Regions from separate parts of the Homo sapiens genome. Here region 2 is linked to region 1. A link is a loop called in an ENCODE intact Hi-C map of the cell type or tissue named here. Cell type or tissue: tibial artery. All regions are shown on one strand.

Region 1 (2,500 bases):
CTCACGTACCACTTTGGAAGGGCATACCTTCAGTCACTTCACCCTTTAATTCCTTTGCTCAAGACTAAAGTTCTGAGAGGAAGTCTAATCAGCTGAGTTGTGTCCATGTGGGCAGTGCAGGAAAGGGTGCAGCGGGAGGCGGCTCCAGGGACGTCTTTGGCTTCCATCATGGGGGAGCAGGCGCGTGGATTATCCACCCTAACAAATTTGGACAAAGGAAAACGAGGTTCTCTGAGGAAGGAGACATAGAGCCCAAGGAGCTAACCAAGAGACAAATAGTCATCCTGTCTTGTCATTTTCTTTTACACATGTGTGTACATTATCTTACACTTATCACTTTGTTTTCTTTCTCTCCTTTAATTGCAGCCTGCTGCCAAAAGTTAAAATAAAATGAACATATTGAGATAGCTCAGTAACTGACTTTTGGTCAATTGCCTTTTCATATAGTGAACAGCTGCCCAAACGATTGTCTCTGTCACTGTGCAAATTTGCAAGCGTTTGCATGATCACTCCCAATCCCCCAACACAGGGCTGTGTTACAGCACAATTTAGTTCAGTGTTTTGCTCTCTGCAACAGGGAGGTTCTCATCCATTGCAGGTTGCAGTAAAAACAGGGGTACCATAAGCAACCACCTCTTTCCTCAACGATGTGATGGAAGCAAACGCCAAGTAGCTCCATGTATCCAACTTAAAAATATAAAAAGTTACGCCCGTGGGCTGTGGTGCCATCTTTGGTTCAATGTAACACCAGGGGTGAGAAACAGACAACTTCTAGCCTCCAAGGAGACCCTGGGGCATGGCGGCAGACCCTCGCTGCACTGAAGGGTGTCCGGGGCTCCAGGACTCAGGCAGCCAGCGGTGCGGCCCCACCTCTCCACCGTCCGCCTCTGGGAGCCTCGGTTTCCTCAGCAGGGATCATGACACTTCATGGCTGCTCTCATGGAGGCGGAGGCTTTGTCATCGCCTCTTTGTGGATAAAGGAAATAAGGCCCAGAGACGTTGATTAACCACCCAAGGTCACACAGCCAGAATCTAAGCCCAGGTCTGTCCAAGGCCTATCCAGCTCTTTCTTCCAGGAAGGCCCTCCCTCTTCCTTCCCGTCTCCCCGTCACCCATCTCTTTCCTCCTCCTGTCCTCTTCTCACCTCTTCTTGCCTCCCCTCCCCTCTTTCCTCCCTTCTTCCCCTCTCCTCCCTCAATTTCTCCTTCCTTCCTCTCTCCTCCCCAAGCTCTCAGGTGAACGTGCGTCCCACCTCTTATGGCGAATGGACAGCAGGTGGCAGCAAACCCCGCCTTCCTGCGCGGGAGCCGGCCTCAGCCCGTGAAACGATGAGAACTGGGCTGCAGAGCCTGAGCTGGGCGGGCGTGAGTTTGCAGATCTGCAGGAGGAACCCGGTGCAGGCGCCTCTGGCAGGGGTGGAGGTTGGGGTGCCCAGGCCTGGTGGCGGGGCGGGGCAGGGGGGTCACCTGCAGGCGTGTGGCCGGGGGAGGGACGGCTCCCAGCTCAGCATCTGGGCAGAACAGCTCCTTGGGGGTGGGAAGGTTCCCCGCAGCGCTTCATCCTTCTAAGTGAATATGCAAATCCCCTCCTCCCGCTCGAGAGGGAACTTCTGCGGACCCTCCTCAGGCAGCCCCAGGGCAGCAGCCCGTCCTCTGGGCGCCATCCTGACAGCGCCCTGGCAGCGCAGCAGACGCTTAGTCCGCACCTGTTCTGGACAGGGGTGGGAGACACCAGGATTGTGGCCACAGGTCCCTACCCAACATGGGTACCTAGTGAACAGAGCGCAGCCTGCCCAGTCAAAGGGCTGGGCCCTTCCTGCACAGGGGTCGCCTTGCTTGGGTGCATCTTGAAGGAAGGTCAGAGACACCCAAAAGGACTGGGCTGAGGGAGCAGCGTCTGGGTCCAGGGCACAGCCTGGGCAGAGGCCAGAGGGCAGCAGGCCTGAGTGTGGGATGCAGATCTTGGGGTAGAGGCCAACTCCACGCAGGGAGGCCCCTCCCGCCGGCGGGTGGTCATGGCTGATTTGAGCCTGTTGTTATTGTTGGCAAATTAACAATACACTGTTAATTGCATGTGGCTGAAAGTAAAAATTAATAAGGAAACAAGTGGGCCCTGCTGAGCTGCTCGCGTCGGGGCTGTGGTTCCCACGCTGGGGCTGCGGCTCTCGCGCCGGGACTGTGGTTCCCACGCCGGGGCTGTGGCTCTCGCGCCGGGGCTGTGGTTCTCGCGCCGGGGCTGTGGCTCTCACGCGCTCCTCCTCGGCTTCCGAACCGGAACACAGCTGCAGCCTCTATAGACTCCTTCCGTGGCGCTTCAGTGCTGAGCCCTAGCAGACTCCTCCTGGCCAGACTTTCCTGGCTCCTCTGATACCTCATTGCCACCGGGCCTCCACCCGGGGCTTTGGATTCATCTCTGCTGGTTTAGGGAGAACCTCTGACCTCTGCTATCTCTCCCCTCCGTGAATGATCCGGTTCCTCATCCCCCACCTGTGAGTTCTGAC
Region 2 (2,500 bases), 110 kb after region 1:
GTGTTTTGATCCGACACGGCACGGAATATTTGAGCCCTGCCGATGGATGTGATAGAAAAATACAGCCGGCTGCCAGCACAGCCGGGAAGGGCGGCTTCCTCGCCAGCAAGTGCCACGGCAACGTGTTTCCCCCACCCTCCAGCCCCCACCCCCGGAGTCGGGGGCAGGATCCAAAGCCTGGAGCTGCTTCTATAAAGTACTAACATTGCTGCCTGCACCAAGGAATATTTCCTTTTGAATTCCATACTGAGCTGCAATGGAATATTTGGATTCTTTCTTTTCCCTCCTTTCCTACCAACAGCCATAGGATTAAAATACAGGAGTTAATGAAAACATATGCATGTCTATGTATATCTGGTAGGAGCTGCATCTGTGACAGGCTTGGGCCAGGTACACAGGAACCCTGAGCAGGACGGCGTTCGAGCCAGCACCCTCCACACAGGGCAAGCCCTCCTCCGTCGGTAGTGGCTGCTTTATTTTATTTTGCCTGAAATCTCCCAAGAGCCCAACGGGGAGCTCTGCCCAGGAAACCGGTCGTGGAAAACGCTGCTCTGTGGCTTGCTTGGGACGGGGTGAGATCAGAGCCCAGGCTCTCTGCAGAGGGACCTTTCTGAGTCCACAGTTTGCTCTGCCCCCTCACCCCTAGGGGTCCCTGGCCACACAGTCACCTCTAGGCCTCAGTTTCCACAACCACATATGGGGGTTGACATCAGGCCACTCTGGATCCATGAAGTCGGCATGAAGAAGTGAGGCAGGCCCAGGCCTCGTCCGTGGAGAGGAGAGCCACTCAGGAAGTCAGGGGCCGTGGTGGACAGGTCGGCAGAGGGGAGGGCCCTGCTCTGGGCGTTGAGAAGTCCCCTTGGCGGGTGGTTCCTGGGCTGGGTTTGGAGGCACTCGGGGCTCATCTTACCCTCGGGGTGGGTGTCAGTGCCCCCTTCATGGATGAAGACACCAGGACTCAGAGCAAGGTGACACGTGTCCCTGCAGCAGGCAGGGTGAGAAGCCAGGTTTCTGTCTCTGTTTATCCAGCTGAAAAGAAAGTCTCTCCAGGCGGCAACCAAGATCGAGTGGTGAACATCTGCCGGCTGCAGTCCCGGCCATAGCCCTGGAGGGTGTGACTGGCAGGGTCAGGACGGGAAGAGGAGGAAGGTTTGCTGACATTCTTCCCCGAGCGTGTACCAGGCTGCGTGCCCTGCTGTATCCTCGAAGTTAATCTCCCAGGATCCCTGGGTGTGGGGGGGCTGTGGTTATCCCCTTGCAGGGAGGAGGATCTGCAGTTCAGAGGTGACATGCTCAGTCGGCCACACTGCTGAGCAGGTGACAGGGCAGGCTCCAGCCCTGGGAGGTTGCATTTCCTCTGCAGACCTCACAGCCCCCAGGGGGTCAGATCAAAACCTGACACTCTGTCCAAGCACCCTCCCACCAGCTTCTCCCCTGCAGCCTGGCACACGGCCCCTCTGTCCAGCCTCCTGTCTGCATTGTCTCCCCCTCCCCATGCTGGCACCCCATTTCCTAAAACACACTTGCACCTCCTACCTCCAAACCCTTGCTCATCATGCTGTGCCTCCACGTGGGGTCTGCCCTCAGCTGTGGGAAGTTGCCCATTCCTGAAGACCTCCCAGGAGGCAGTAGGAAATGGTGGAGATACTCAAGAAATACTTGTTATCTGGTTGAATTTGGGGCCAGGAAACCTGGGCCCTGTTGGGTCTTATCACCAGCTGTGTGACCTCAGGCAGGTTAATCCACCTCTCTGAGTCCCATGAAATGTACGAGTTATCCCATGAAATGCTGGTGCTCTCAAGGGAAGGGTGCCCTGGGCGGGACTTGGGGTCTTGAGTGCTGGCAGGTGAGGGGTTGGGGGTCTGCCCTCCCGTCTTGCAGTTGTGAGTTTTGGACCCCTCCTGCCGGCTTGGTAAGATGCAGATTCTGGAGCAGAAATCCTGAGCTCTGGAGTCTTTTTCATGTGTGTACAGTGATTCTCTCGCAGCCCAAGGCCTGCCCTCAGAGTGTCCCTGGGTGCGATGTCAGCCATGGAGTCTCTGAGGTGGGGTCTCCTGTGGTCCCAGGCTCAGGGGATAGATTGCCCAACAGATTGGCAGGCCTGGCAGGGCCCAAGAGGGCTCCCAGGACCCCCTCCACTTCCCAGGTGGGGCACCGAGGCCCAGAGAGCAGGGATTTGTCTGAGCCAGTACAACAGCTCCAGGACAAGCTGGGCCAACAGTTCAGGACTCCCTGCCCAGGCCTGGTCGGGGGAGGTCAGGGATGTCCTCATCGGCCTTGACTGGCCATGTTCTCCACCCCTCCCCTGCCCCCACTGCTGTCTGTATCTCCCCACCTGTGTCTGAGACTAGCACACAGCAGGTGTGAGCATTAGCACATGTGCCAGCTGTGGACACGGCTGGGAGAGCTCTTCCCAGCTGGGGTATCCTGAAGACCCATCATCTGGGGTGGAAGCCAGGCAGCTGCGGCGAGGGGGTTCTCCAAGGGCCAACTCTGGCAA

What was found. Hi-C counts contacts between places; a loop is a spot of excess contacts. Peaks named below come from ENCODE experiments on the same cell type or tissue, not always from the same donor. Only the 100,000 strongest peaks of a DNase experiment are listed, where the experiment ranks them.
Region 2: a loop joins it to region 1, with 9 times the contacts of the local background. A loop is called at or near these places in 29 of 110 quality-filtered maps.

Annotation. Positions count from the first base shown.
Region 1 is chr4:3,879,558-3,882,057 of GRCh38, reverse strand. No RefSeq gene overlaps it. Among named protein-coding and RNA genes, the nearest start is that of ADRA2C, 110 kb to the right of the region's middle. RefSeq lists a silencer at 1,185-1,244 and enhancers at 1,443-1,998, 1,999-2,500. In tibial artery, a CTCF peak has its summit at 1,243 (motif pointing right); a DNase peak (open chromatin) is centred at 1,257; H3K27me3 peaks cover 2,087 bases.
Region 2 is chr4:3,769,748-3,772,247 of GRCh38, reverse strand. No RefSeq gene overlaps it. Among named protein-coding and RNA genes, the nearest start is that of ADRA2C, 4.6 kb to the right of the region's middle. RefSeq lists enhancers at 705-1,390, 1,391-2,076. In tibial artery, no CTCF peak of the experiment used is centred here; a DNase peak (open chromatin) is centred at 1,067; H3K4me3 peaks cover 722 bases; H3K27ac peaks cover 2,500 bases.